Linked DNA regions of Homo sapiens: region 2 is linked to region 1. Evidence: chromatin contacts called from ENCODE Hi-C data. All regions are on one chromosome and are shown on one strand. Each heading gives the region's core, a stretch centred on a gene start or an enhancer-like site at or near the end of the contact. The rest is flanking DNA. Distances are from core to core; before and after follow the strand shown. Region 1 overlaps LOC105372753 (a long non-coding RNA gene). Region 2 overlaps LINC00189 (long intergenic non-protein coding RNA 189).

Region 1 (5,640 bases), core at 2,867-5,366:
CCCCTCACAGAGTGCTTGGTAAAGTGTAGATGCTCTATTCTCACTCATAGGTGGGAATTGAACAATGAGATCACATGGACACAGGAAGGGGAATATCACACTCTGGGGACTGTGGTGGGGTCGGGGGAGGGGGGAGGGATAGCATTGGGAGATATACCTAATGCTAGATGACACATTAGTGGGTGCAGCGCACCAGCATGGCACATGTATACATATGTAACTAACCTGCACAATGTGCACATGTACCCTAAAACTTAGAGTATAATAAAAAAAAAAAAAAAAAAAAAAAAGTGTAGATGCTCAATAAATATCAGGCACTTTTCTTTTCCTCTTAGTCTTCATATCTGTTTTCCTACCTTCCCTCTTCAAGGAAAAAGTCTGCTTATTTTACCTTTGTTTCCCCAGCCTGGCCCACTGGTAGGTGCTCAGAAAGTCGTTGTAGAATTAATGAGTGGTCTTAAGTTCCTATAGTGGAATATATCCAATTGCTAATTTAGATTTTCCTTTAATAAATCATCCTTTAAAACACTTTGGCAAGACTTGCAAGTTGTGGAGCTGTTGACATTGTAGCTGGTGGTCCAGTGGAGAGATGGTCCAAGGTCTAGTTTGGGGATTGGAGGGAAGAGCCTGTTAAGGGAAAGGAAATGTGGCAGCATCACAAACAAAACAAACCAGATGAGATGAACCACAGGCATCTGTGTCATAAGATTACAACAAAATTTTTTAATTCAGTTACTGAAGATAAATTTGAAAACTGTTAATGAGATGTATCCTTATGAAAGGAAAAAAATAGGAAACACATTCACCCTGGGTCACAAAAATCTAGTTTAGATGAAAAGAATTTGCCCTGCCAGTGAGTACATTAAAGATGTGATTCATTTGCAAAAGTAAAAATTCCTGGTAATATGACATATTAAGAAGGCATCTGATGTATTAGTCTGGGTTGTCTAGAGAAATAGAACCAATAGGAGATATGGAAATATGATATATTATATGGAAATGGCTCACAAGAGTATAAAGCTGACAAATCCCAAGATCTGAAGTCAGCAAGTTGGAAACCTAGGAGAGCTAATGGTTCCAGTGCTCAGGCTGGCAGGCTTGAGACTCAGGGCAAACCAATGTTTCAGTTAGGGTCCAAAAGCAGGAAAAAAAAAATGTCCCCTCTCAAAGGCACTCAGGCAGAAAGAGCTTCCTTTAACTCATGGGAAGATGAGCCTTTGTCCGCTTCAGGTCTTCAACGAACCAAACCATGTGGGCCCACCCACATCATGGAGGGCAATCTGCTTTATTCAGTCTATCAGTTTAAATATTAATCTCATGCATCCAAAAACACCCTCACTGATATACCCAGAATAATGTTTGATCAAATGCCTGGGCACCCCATGGCCCAGTTAAGTTGACGTCTAAAATTAACCATTACACCTGATATATACTCATGACAGATTTCTTTCAGAGCTTCCCATGTCAGTAAAATGTGCTTGCAACAAATAGGTCTCCTTTTTCTCCCTACTTTGCTTCTTCTCAAGTGCATTATTTTCTTTCCCTCATCCTCATACAAGCTATTGGAGAAACACTTTGGAATGGGAACTAACATCTACAGCACACCACCACCCCATGCCATGCTTATTACCAGGTACTCATCACACTGTGTCCCCGCCAGAAGCTAGAGAACAGGAGAAGTCATCCAAGTGGCAACAACCTTGGGAAGCCATTGCAGCCCTAACTCTCTTGCTCAGCCTTGTCATTTCAAAAACTCAATCTCGTCAGGGTGTCAAATTCGGTCAAACTTGGGCATTATAATTCACAGAAACTCGATTCAAGATACTTCTGTACAAACAAACAAAAAGCCATCTAATTAATTACAACAAGAAATACAACTGCCAAGGGGGATCTCTAGCTAAAGCATCCCTTCCTTGTAAAATTATATCAGAAGTCAAATTAGAATTGAAATATTAGGTTAGGGCAAAAGTAATTGCAAGTAATTGCATTTTTTGCCTTTCAAAGTAATGGCAAAAACTGCCATTACTTTTGTACCAACCTAATGTTGATTACTTGAATTGAATCTAGAGTAAGTGGAAGGTTGATTTAAACAAGATGCTCAATTACACCAAGCGAAGAATGGCTGATGCTACAATTTCAACAATCATCAGACAGGAAAAAACTTGGAACCCAATTTTGCTAGATTTTTCTGCCATAATGTACCTCATAGATTCTTTGTTTTATTTTTTCATATGCCAGGTGAACCAACTCCCTATCTGTGTAACACATTATTTGTTTCAAAAATATTTAACAAGTTACAAGTCAAGTCTTACTGGCCCATAAACTATTTTATCTCATTAAGATGACCCATCTTGCTGCACTCAATTTCCATAAGCTTTCAAAGAAAATCTCACTGTTTGACTTTCTTTTCATTCATATCCATTTAATTCTTATAACAATTCTGTTCTGGTAATCAATTGCTGATTAATAAGTGATCGCAAAATGTCATTACTCAAAATAATAAGCATTTTTATTAATATCATTATTATTCTCAGCATATTCTCAACATCATTTTCAGATCAGGTTACTGATATAACTGACATTGGAATATTATAACATTTTTAAGTGATGTTTTGAAGTCCTCTTGACCATTCTTGGAAGAAATAACTTTTCTATTCTCTACTAAACATTCTTCACATTTCATATTGGCTACTGCAGATATGCAGACATTCTTTTTATTCCTCATACACCTCTTCTGTTCTTAGAAATGCAGGGAGTAACTGCTTCATTGGTCTGTTGGACTATTCCATCTTAAAATGTTAATGAATGTTAAAACAGGTGATATCCTCTCTTAGACAAACCATTCTTCAATGCCTTAACCTAAAGGAGTTGGTATATTTGAAATATAATCATCAAAGCAAGGTTGGTAGAGAAAAAAGTTGGTCTGGGAAGAGGAGATTTGAAGGTGAAGAGTTAATTTATTCATTTAAAAAACACATATTGCCAGGCATGGTGGCTCACCCCTGTAATCTCTGCACTTTGGAGGATGAGGCAGGGTGGAATGCTTGAGCTCAGGAGTTCGAGACCAAGTTTGAGCAACATAGCCAGACTCTGTCTCTACAAAAAAAAAAAAAAAGAAAAAGAAAGAAGGAAAGAAAGAAAGAAAGAAAGAAAGAAAGAAAGAAAGAAAGAAAGAAAGAAAGAAAGAAAGAAAGAAAGAAAGAAAGAGAAAGAAAGAAAGAAAAGAAAAGAAAAATCAGCCCGGCATGGTGGCACATGCCTATACAACTCAGAAGGCTGAGTGGGGAGGATCATCTGAACCCAGGGAGGTTGAGGCAGCAGTGAGCTATGATTGTGTCACTGCACTCCAACCTGAGTAACAGTAGTGACACCCTCAAAACATAAATACATAAAATAAAATTTAAAAACACATATTGACCCACAAAACGTAATTATTTGTTAAGAATGGCCATTTGGTGACAAGCAGCCCAAGGAGGCAAATTTACTCTTAATAAGTTTTTTTTAACTTGTTTTTGAGACAAGGCCTTGCTATATGCCACCCAGACCATAGTGCAGTGGTGCAATCACAGCTCACTGCAGCCTCCACCTCCTGGGCCCAAGCAATCCTCTCACCTCTCAGCCTCCCAAGTACCTGAGACTACAGGCGTGCACCATCACACCCAGCTAATTTTTGTATTTTTTGCAGGGATGGGGTTTCGCCATGTTACCCAAGCTTGTCTCGAACTCCTGGGCTCAAGGGATCTGCCCACCTCAGCCTCCCAAAGTGCTGGGATTACAGTGTGAACCACCTTACCTGGCCTAAGCTAACAATTTTTAAAATCACATTAATGTTTATAAAGGTGTTATAATCCCTGGCAAAGTTCCCATGCTACAAGTCCAGCTTAATAAAAAATGAGACGCCATTTAGGCATCTAGCCTTAAACCTCATACCTCATGATACTAATACTTTAAGCCTCTCATAAGGGGAACTCATACAAGTCTTAATACTTCACAGTTACTAGAATGCTGAGACCTCAGATGAAATTTTTTTCTTGTGGCTTTCTACAGAAAACCATGAAGTACAAAAATTTGCTTTTAAGCTACTGTACTCATTTATTCAACAAATATTTGTCAGGCGTTGCTATGTGCCAGGAACTGAGGTGCAGGGAACACAGCCAGAGCAAGCGTGACCCCTGCCCTAAGAAAATTTGCAGTTTGAATAAATGTTCTCAGACCTGCAGTCATTCTGGGACTTTCCACACCTTCCTTCCTTTCTTTTCTTCTTTCTTTCTTTCTTTAGTGTTACCATCAAATTGCTACTACAGTGTGATACTTAAGAGAACAAATTCTAGAATTAAAATGCTAGGGTTCATAACCTAGTTCCACCAAGAAAAACAATTTTTTAAAGAGTCATAAATAATAAATAAATAAATAAATAAATGCCAGAAGAAATCAATACTTGATAATTGAATAATTATAAGTATAATAATTATTACTTCATCAATGCTCTTATGTGAAGCAAAACTCTGACAGTAGACACTCTAAAGTTCCAGAGAAACTCTCAAAGAGCATTTTTTTTGTTTTGATCCCAACTACATTGCTTTTCCTTAAGAAATGGTTTTTACAGTATTCTCAGACCACAATCCTTCAATATTTTAAAAATCATTCCATTAAACTCTGCTTTTCCATCTCCCTTGTGAACTCTTGGCCAGTGAGACACAGTTTCATTTTCACTTTTTCAAAATGATAGTATGAAAAAACAGAAGTGAAAGTATGAATCATAATATAATCAGGAGTTCATACTGAGATACCCATTTATAACTCAGAAAACCACGGGGTATTTCCAAACTGATGTCATTCATAGAAAGAATACCATGTGTTGTGGAAGAATAAGAAAAATTACCTAAACCAACTGGGGGATTTAGAATACATGTGGGATATTCCCAGCTAATTATTTTCATTAAAAAATTTTTTTACAAAGATCAACTGTGTTTCAAATACTTACAGTGATAGTCATCTTGGAAATTACAAACTGGATTCTGGGTTATACTTTTTAATTATGATCAGTGAGACAATGGACATTGAGATTTTGCTTTAGAGCACATAATGCCATTATAACTGTATATAACTCAAAGTTATTTATATAACTCAAGGTTTTATATATATAACTAAAGTTTTATTTTCCTTAAAGAGTTATATAAATACCAAAATAGCCATGAAATCCCATGTAGTTGTTTTACTTATAAGGAAGAATTTTTATAGGAAAAACTGTGAGCCCTGCTCAAATTATTAAAATTGGGCCGGACACAGTGGCTCATGCTATAATCCCAACACTTTGGGTGGTCGAGGCAGGCAAATCACTTCAGGCCAGGAATTCGAGACCAGCCTGGCCAGCATGGTGAAACCCCATCTCTACTAAAAACACAAAAATTACCCAGACTTGTTGGCTTGCGCCTGTAATCCCAGCTCTGAGATCACGCCACTGCACTTTAGCCTGGGTGACAGGGTGAGACTATGTCTCAAAAAAAAATTATTAAAATTTATTACTTTTATTGTATTATGTTTTGGGGGGGAAATACATATGAATCTCATTTTTCCAACCAAACAATTAAAAATGATTTTTCCCTCTCTCTACTACATCCCACTACATTAAAATTTTTT
Region 2 (5,533 bases), core at 996-3,495, 3.8 Mb after region 1:
CCGCTCCCTCATTCTCATCTTAACTGTGGCCACACCCAAAGGAAGGATTTGTAATTCTCTTCTTTGCAATTTTCTGCTTAGAGGTCTCCTCTGCTTCCATGCCTTAAATGGAGAAGCCCCAGTTCTTCACCCATGGCCCTGCCATGAATCTCCCAGCTCTGTGTGAAGGCTCTCCATTGAAATTAACAGGTCTAACATCCACCTCATCACGTTTCTCTTCACAAGAAGACTTTGGGATCTTCTCTGTTTCTGCCAGTGATTCAACCTTTCTCTCAGTCACTAAAGCTCAGATATATTGTAACCACCCAGTGGGTTCACCTTGCCTGCTGCCTAGACAGAATCTATCAAGACAGGGGAATTGCAATAGAGAAAGAATAATTTACACGGAGCCGGCTGTGTGGGGGACCAGAGTTTCATTATTACTCAAATCAGTCTTCCTGAGCATTTGGGGATCACAGGTCTTTTTTTTTTTTTTTGAGATGGAGTCTCATTCTGTTGCCAGGCTGGAGTGCAGTGGCGCGATCTCAGCTCACTGCAACCTCTGCCTCCCAGGTTCAAGTGATTCTCCTGCCTCAGCCTCTCGAGTAGCTGGGACCACAGGTGCCTGCCACCATGCCCAGCTAATTTTTGTATTTCTAGTAGAGACGGGGTTTCACATGTTATCCAGGATGGTCTCGATCTCTTGACCTTGTGATCTGCCTGTCTCAGCCTCCCAAAGTGCTTGGATTACAGGCGTGAGCCACTGGGCCTGGCCCAGGGTGTTTAAGGATAACTTGGTGGGTGGGGGAAGACCAGTGAATTGAGAGTGCTGCTTGGTTGGGTCAGAGATGAAATCATGGCAAGTTGAAGCTGTCCTCTTGTGCTGAGTCAATTCCTGGGTGGGGGCCACAAGATCAGGTGAGCCAGTTTATCAGTCTGGGTGGTGCCAGCTGATCCATCAAAATATCTGCAAAATATTTCAAGCACTAATCTTATGAGCAGTTTAGGGAGGGTCAGAATCCTGTAGCCTCCAGCTGCGTAAGTCCTAAAACATAATTTCAAATCTTGTGGCTAATTGGTCCTATAAAGGCAGTCTAGTCCCCAGGCAAGAAGGAGGCTTGTTTTGGGAAAGGGCTGTTATGGTCTTTGTTGTAAACTATAAATTCCTCCCAAAGTTAGCTCGGTCTATGCCCAGGAAGGGACAAGGACAGCTTAAAGGTTAGAAGGAAGATGGAGTTGGTTAGGTCAGATCTCTTTCACTGTCTCAGTCATAATTTTGCAAAGGCAGTTTCAATATCACAGTTCCTCTCCTCCCTGCTTAGGGAGACAGTGTCCCATAATTGTTAAGAGCACACCCTCTGACTCAAGCCATCTAGGTTCAAATCCTAGCCCTTCCCTTCTCCAGTTGCCGAACTCGAACAAGTATTGTAGCCTCTTCAAGCCCCATTTTTCATATCTGTAAAGCGGAGATCGTAACAAACTGTACATGTCGATGATGTCCACAGAGTTGGATCAAGGGTTACGAATCTGACAGCCCAAACCTCCAGACTGGCTGTGCTATTATTTCAGTTATTCTGACATGGCTCTGATGCAATGTGGACGTCAACAAAGCATTAAAAGTGAGAGACAGATTAGTAAGCAACTCCCTAAGGGTGGATTTTTAAATATGCACTAAAATTGTGGAGAAGTTAATATACTATATTAGTTCACTAGGGCTGCCATAAAAAAGTGCCAGAAGGACGCTAGGTGACTCAGAAAACAAAAATTTGTTTTCTCACAGTTCTGGAAGCTGTGAATCTAAGATCAATGTGTCAGCAGGTTGACTTCTGAGGCCCCTCTCCCTGGCTTGTAGATCTGTGACTTCAGATTGTCTTCCTTCTGTGTGTCTGTGTCCTAATCTTATAAGGACACCAGTCAGATTACATTAGGACCCATGCCAATAACCTCATTTTACCTTAATTACCTCTTTAAAGCCTTTATGTCTGTTAAAGCAAACTATAGCCTGAGAAGGACTCCCTACTTCTATATTTGAGTCCTTGCGGATGAACCGTAACCTAACTTAATAGGCAGATAAAATTGAAAACCTAACTTAGTAGTATGCACCTGTAACAATAGCTAAATCCTAGCCAATCCCAGCAGCCATATTTCAACCATTCATACACTGCTTAGTGCTCAAACTGTGTTCAAATAAGGCAAACGCCAACCTCTAACCAATCCAGCCGTTCTGTACCTCACTTCCAATTTCTGAACGTCATTTCTCTTTTTTTTTTTGGTCTATAAATCTTCCACCACATGGCTGCGCTGGAGTCTTTGTGAATCTGCTGTGATTCTGGGGGCTGTCTGATTTGTGAAACGTTCATTGCTCAATTAAACTCCTTTAAATTTAAACCGACTGAAGTTTTTCTTTTATCATGTCCCAAAACAGGAACATTCTGAGGTACTAGAGGTTTGGAGTTCAACATATACATTTGGCGGAGGTTGCAGGAAGACAATTCAGCCCATAGCATGTACCTACCTAAGGTCTTAACTGGTAAACAAACAAACAAAAAACCAACCTAGTTATAGTTTTAAATTTGTTTCTATTTTATTTCCCATGAGGTAATCTAAAAGAACCTGGGGAATCCAGGTGCTTTTCAAAGCAGTACTTGTATGGTGTTTCATCATTACCTCTCAGCGGGAGGGAAATGAAACTCAGACGGGCCCATTTGGTTTCTATGATACCAGCTTTCCTCACCTTTCTTGGGGAGAGTGATTTTGAAACTATGGGCTACAAAAGACTTTTGGATTATGTGTGAGCTATGCTCTCTCTCTGGGACTCCTACTATGCTTTGTGATTGTGAAAATAAGTGATTCAAAATCTAAGCTGTTGGAACTCTAAATTATTTTGAGCCATAAGGAAATGTGAATTATGGGGCCTGAGTCACAAGACAGGCAGCTGTAAACTAGGCAGCTGTGAACTTTTTGTAATATTTTTGATTGTCTGAATTGTCTTTTCCCTTACCTACATTATTTTGTAAAATGTTGTGAATGGTTGTAGGACGTGCGACAGGTGTAGCTCACCTGCTTGGTCGCCCCAAAGCTCAAAGGAGGAGCATGCAGACAGGCAGGTGCAGAGGCCAGTACAAGCACTTTTGGGCTCCTGTCCCACGGCAGAGTCTAGGGGTGGGTCTCTGTGTCACTCGAAGCCCATGTAGGCATGTATTACAAAGCTCTTTCAGATTTGTTGTCTGCAGACGGCTTGTGTGTTAATCAGCTTAACGGACCCTCTGCCTTATTGTGAGGGCAGGGGGCCAGCGTGACAACTTTCTTTATCCCAAGCTCTTGTCCAGTGTCCTGAAAGAATCAGATCACACATGGGCTTGAAGGATGAGTGCAAGGTTTCATTGAGTGGTGGAGGTGGCTCTCAGTGAGATGGATGGGGAGGCAGAAGTGGGGATGGAGTGGGAAGGTGGTCTTTCCCTGGAGTCGGGCATCCAGCGGCCCAACTCTTCTCCAGCCACCCCTGGCCAAGCTCCCCTATGAGTCCAGACATCCTTCCTTTTCTCTCTTTCTCTGCTGCATTGTTCCACTGTCACTGGTCTGCTGGTTCACTGGTCCACTGGTCTGCTGGTCTTGATGTCCAGCTTCTTGTGTATGTGCCCGCTAAGGTCTTGGGTTTGTATGGGGGCAGGATGGGGGGTGCATGGCAGGCCAAAAGGCAAATTTTGGCCATGAAAACAGAAATGCCTGTCCTCCTTTAGGGCTGCCGGTCTTCAGGCTTGAGGGTGGGCCGTTTGTTGGGGAACCGCCCCCTTCTACCCAGTATTTCCCTGTTTCCTGTCCATATCAGTGAAGGATGCCAGAGGAGACCCCTTCCCTCTTACTATTGACTTTCATTATAGATTAACCTCTTTCTTCTCACACAAAAACTTTATGGCCATCTCAATGCCTCAAGATGGAATGTTAAGCACACTCTTTTAAAATCAAAAGGAAATGAAAAGGAGCGATAAAGAAAAGAAAACAAGCTGCATGGAAAAGAAAAGAAAAGAAACTGATTAATTTGTTGTAACTCATAAACTGGCCCTGTATTGAAAATGTTGTAATCTTGTTAAATTTCTTTGCTTTTTCCTATATAAAAGAGAATTTAGCTTTTAACTTCAGAGCACTACCCCCATTTCTCTGGGACAGAGCATCCAGAAATGGCCATTCCCAGCTTTTTGCTTGAATAAACTCTCTAAAATTGGAATCTGACCCTTTAGATTATTTCAGGTTGACATGATGAGGAGTTGGCTATAAAGTCACTGCTCTGGCAAAGACTGAATTTCTCTCCTAGTATCAATCCAACACCACTGTTGCCCTGATACATACTGCATTACTGTGGAAGGTTTAAAATCAATCTACTTAGTATTTTCCCTTTTGTAGAAGTGGATTTTAATTATTTCAAGGATCAGGTTTATGGTGTGGGGTGGGGGCTCCAGGGATGTGGGGAGGGTAGCATCACAAGGAATTTTCCTCCAAAATGAGTGTAAGCTCAAGTCCTCTCTTGTGTCTGCTTTGCCTTACTTTGCAGGGAAAGAACCCAAGTTGCATGCAACTTCCCATCTAACTTCTCATTCTCTCTTAATTTTCAAACTTGTTTTCATCCCTATTAATAGCCAGGTCATAGAATCATTTTCAGAAACATTTCAGGTGCTTCAGGATTTTTGAAACCCTTTAGTTCGCATGGTTTGAGTGTGTCACAGGTTAGTAAACCCTCAAAGCTATGCTGTCATGGTTATTGTGTGGTTTATGCCGAGAGAAACTGGTCATAGTCTGCCCCAAGTAGCAATTAATGGGGACCCTGAGGGGCAGTCGGGAGAAGTGACTAAATCAATCCAGCAAGCTCTAGAGAAGCATTTCCTCTTGAGAAGTTCACTATTTTGTGAAAATCAAACGCAACCAAATGCCAGGGGAAAGAACATCTCCCACTGGAGCTTGACAATATTTGTAGAATTAAGTGAAGTTGTGTTTCTGGTGGTTGAAAGTGTCTGTTTGTGATCTCATGTATTCTATTTTGCTGAATAGGTACTTAGGATCTGATTTGGGAGGAAATGAAAGCATGACCACTGGCAAGAGTCAGAAAGAGCTACAGGCATTGGCATTTTCTGTCTATTTCTAAGATCTTTTTGTCAATCCGGTGTTTGGAAACAACTTTCAGTCTACCTGCAGGCATTTTAAATGAGTCCTTTACCTTGTTTCTCATAGGAAAACTTCATTTAGCTGCATCCACTCCAGGCAAGTTCTTTGTTTTCACTACTTGTCAGTGTTTTTTCTTAATCACTTCCCTCATCTTCCTTCCTCTCTGAGCCCCTCCTTTTCAACCTCCTCCAGTTCCCTACCCCCAGCCCCTAATGGAGTGTGATGTATTATACTTACGCTTTATGAAATTCTCATTAGGGAGGATCCTGTCCATTGACAATAATGGTTGACTTGCAGAATTCTCAAATATGAAGTTTCAATGGTTTGTACATCACATATTGATTTTCTTTCCTTCCACATGTGGATAATATCCACACAACAGTATCTCACACCCCTA

The links. A loop is a pair of places that touch in the nucleus more often than their neighbours do. Pooled maps may share reads with other maps.
Region 2: a loop to region 1 is called in a map with no recorded cell type, with 6 times the contacts of the local background. The contact joins two enhancer-like sites. A Hi-C loop is called at or near these places in 3 of 37 single-sample maps with no recorded cell type and 3 of 50 pooled maps.

The regions. Positions count from the first base shown.
Region 1 is chr21:25,452,800-25,458,439 of GRCh38, forward strand. LOC105372753 (a long non-coding RNA gene) reads right to left here. Exons shown (of 10, transcript NR_188560.1): 9 at 392-627. Among named protein-coding and RNA genes, the nearest start is that of LINC00158, 24 kb to the left of the region's middle. RefSeq lists enhancers at 4,073-5,272, 4,624-4,913 and a silencer at 5,393-5,522. Within about 2 kb of position 4,117, at least 7 of the 41 ENCODE cell types and tissues checked have a DNase peak (open chromatin) inside an H3K27ac peak, as active enhancers do.
Region 2 is chr21:29,231,091-29,236,623 of GRCh38, forward strand. The region is part of intron 1 of LINC00189 (long intergenic non-protein coding RNA 189); the gene reads left to right. Among named protein-coding and RNA genes, the nearest start is that of LINC00189, 40 kb to the left of the region's middle. RefSeq lists enhancers at 2,437-2,616, 3,047-3,146, 4,822-4,901. Within about 2 kb of position 2,246, at least 6 of the 41 ENCODE cell types and tissues checked have a DNase peak (open chromatin) inside an H3K27ac peak, as active enhancers do.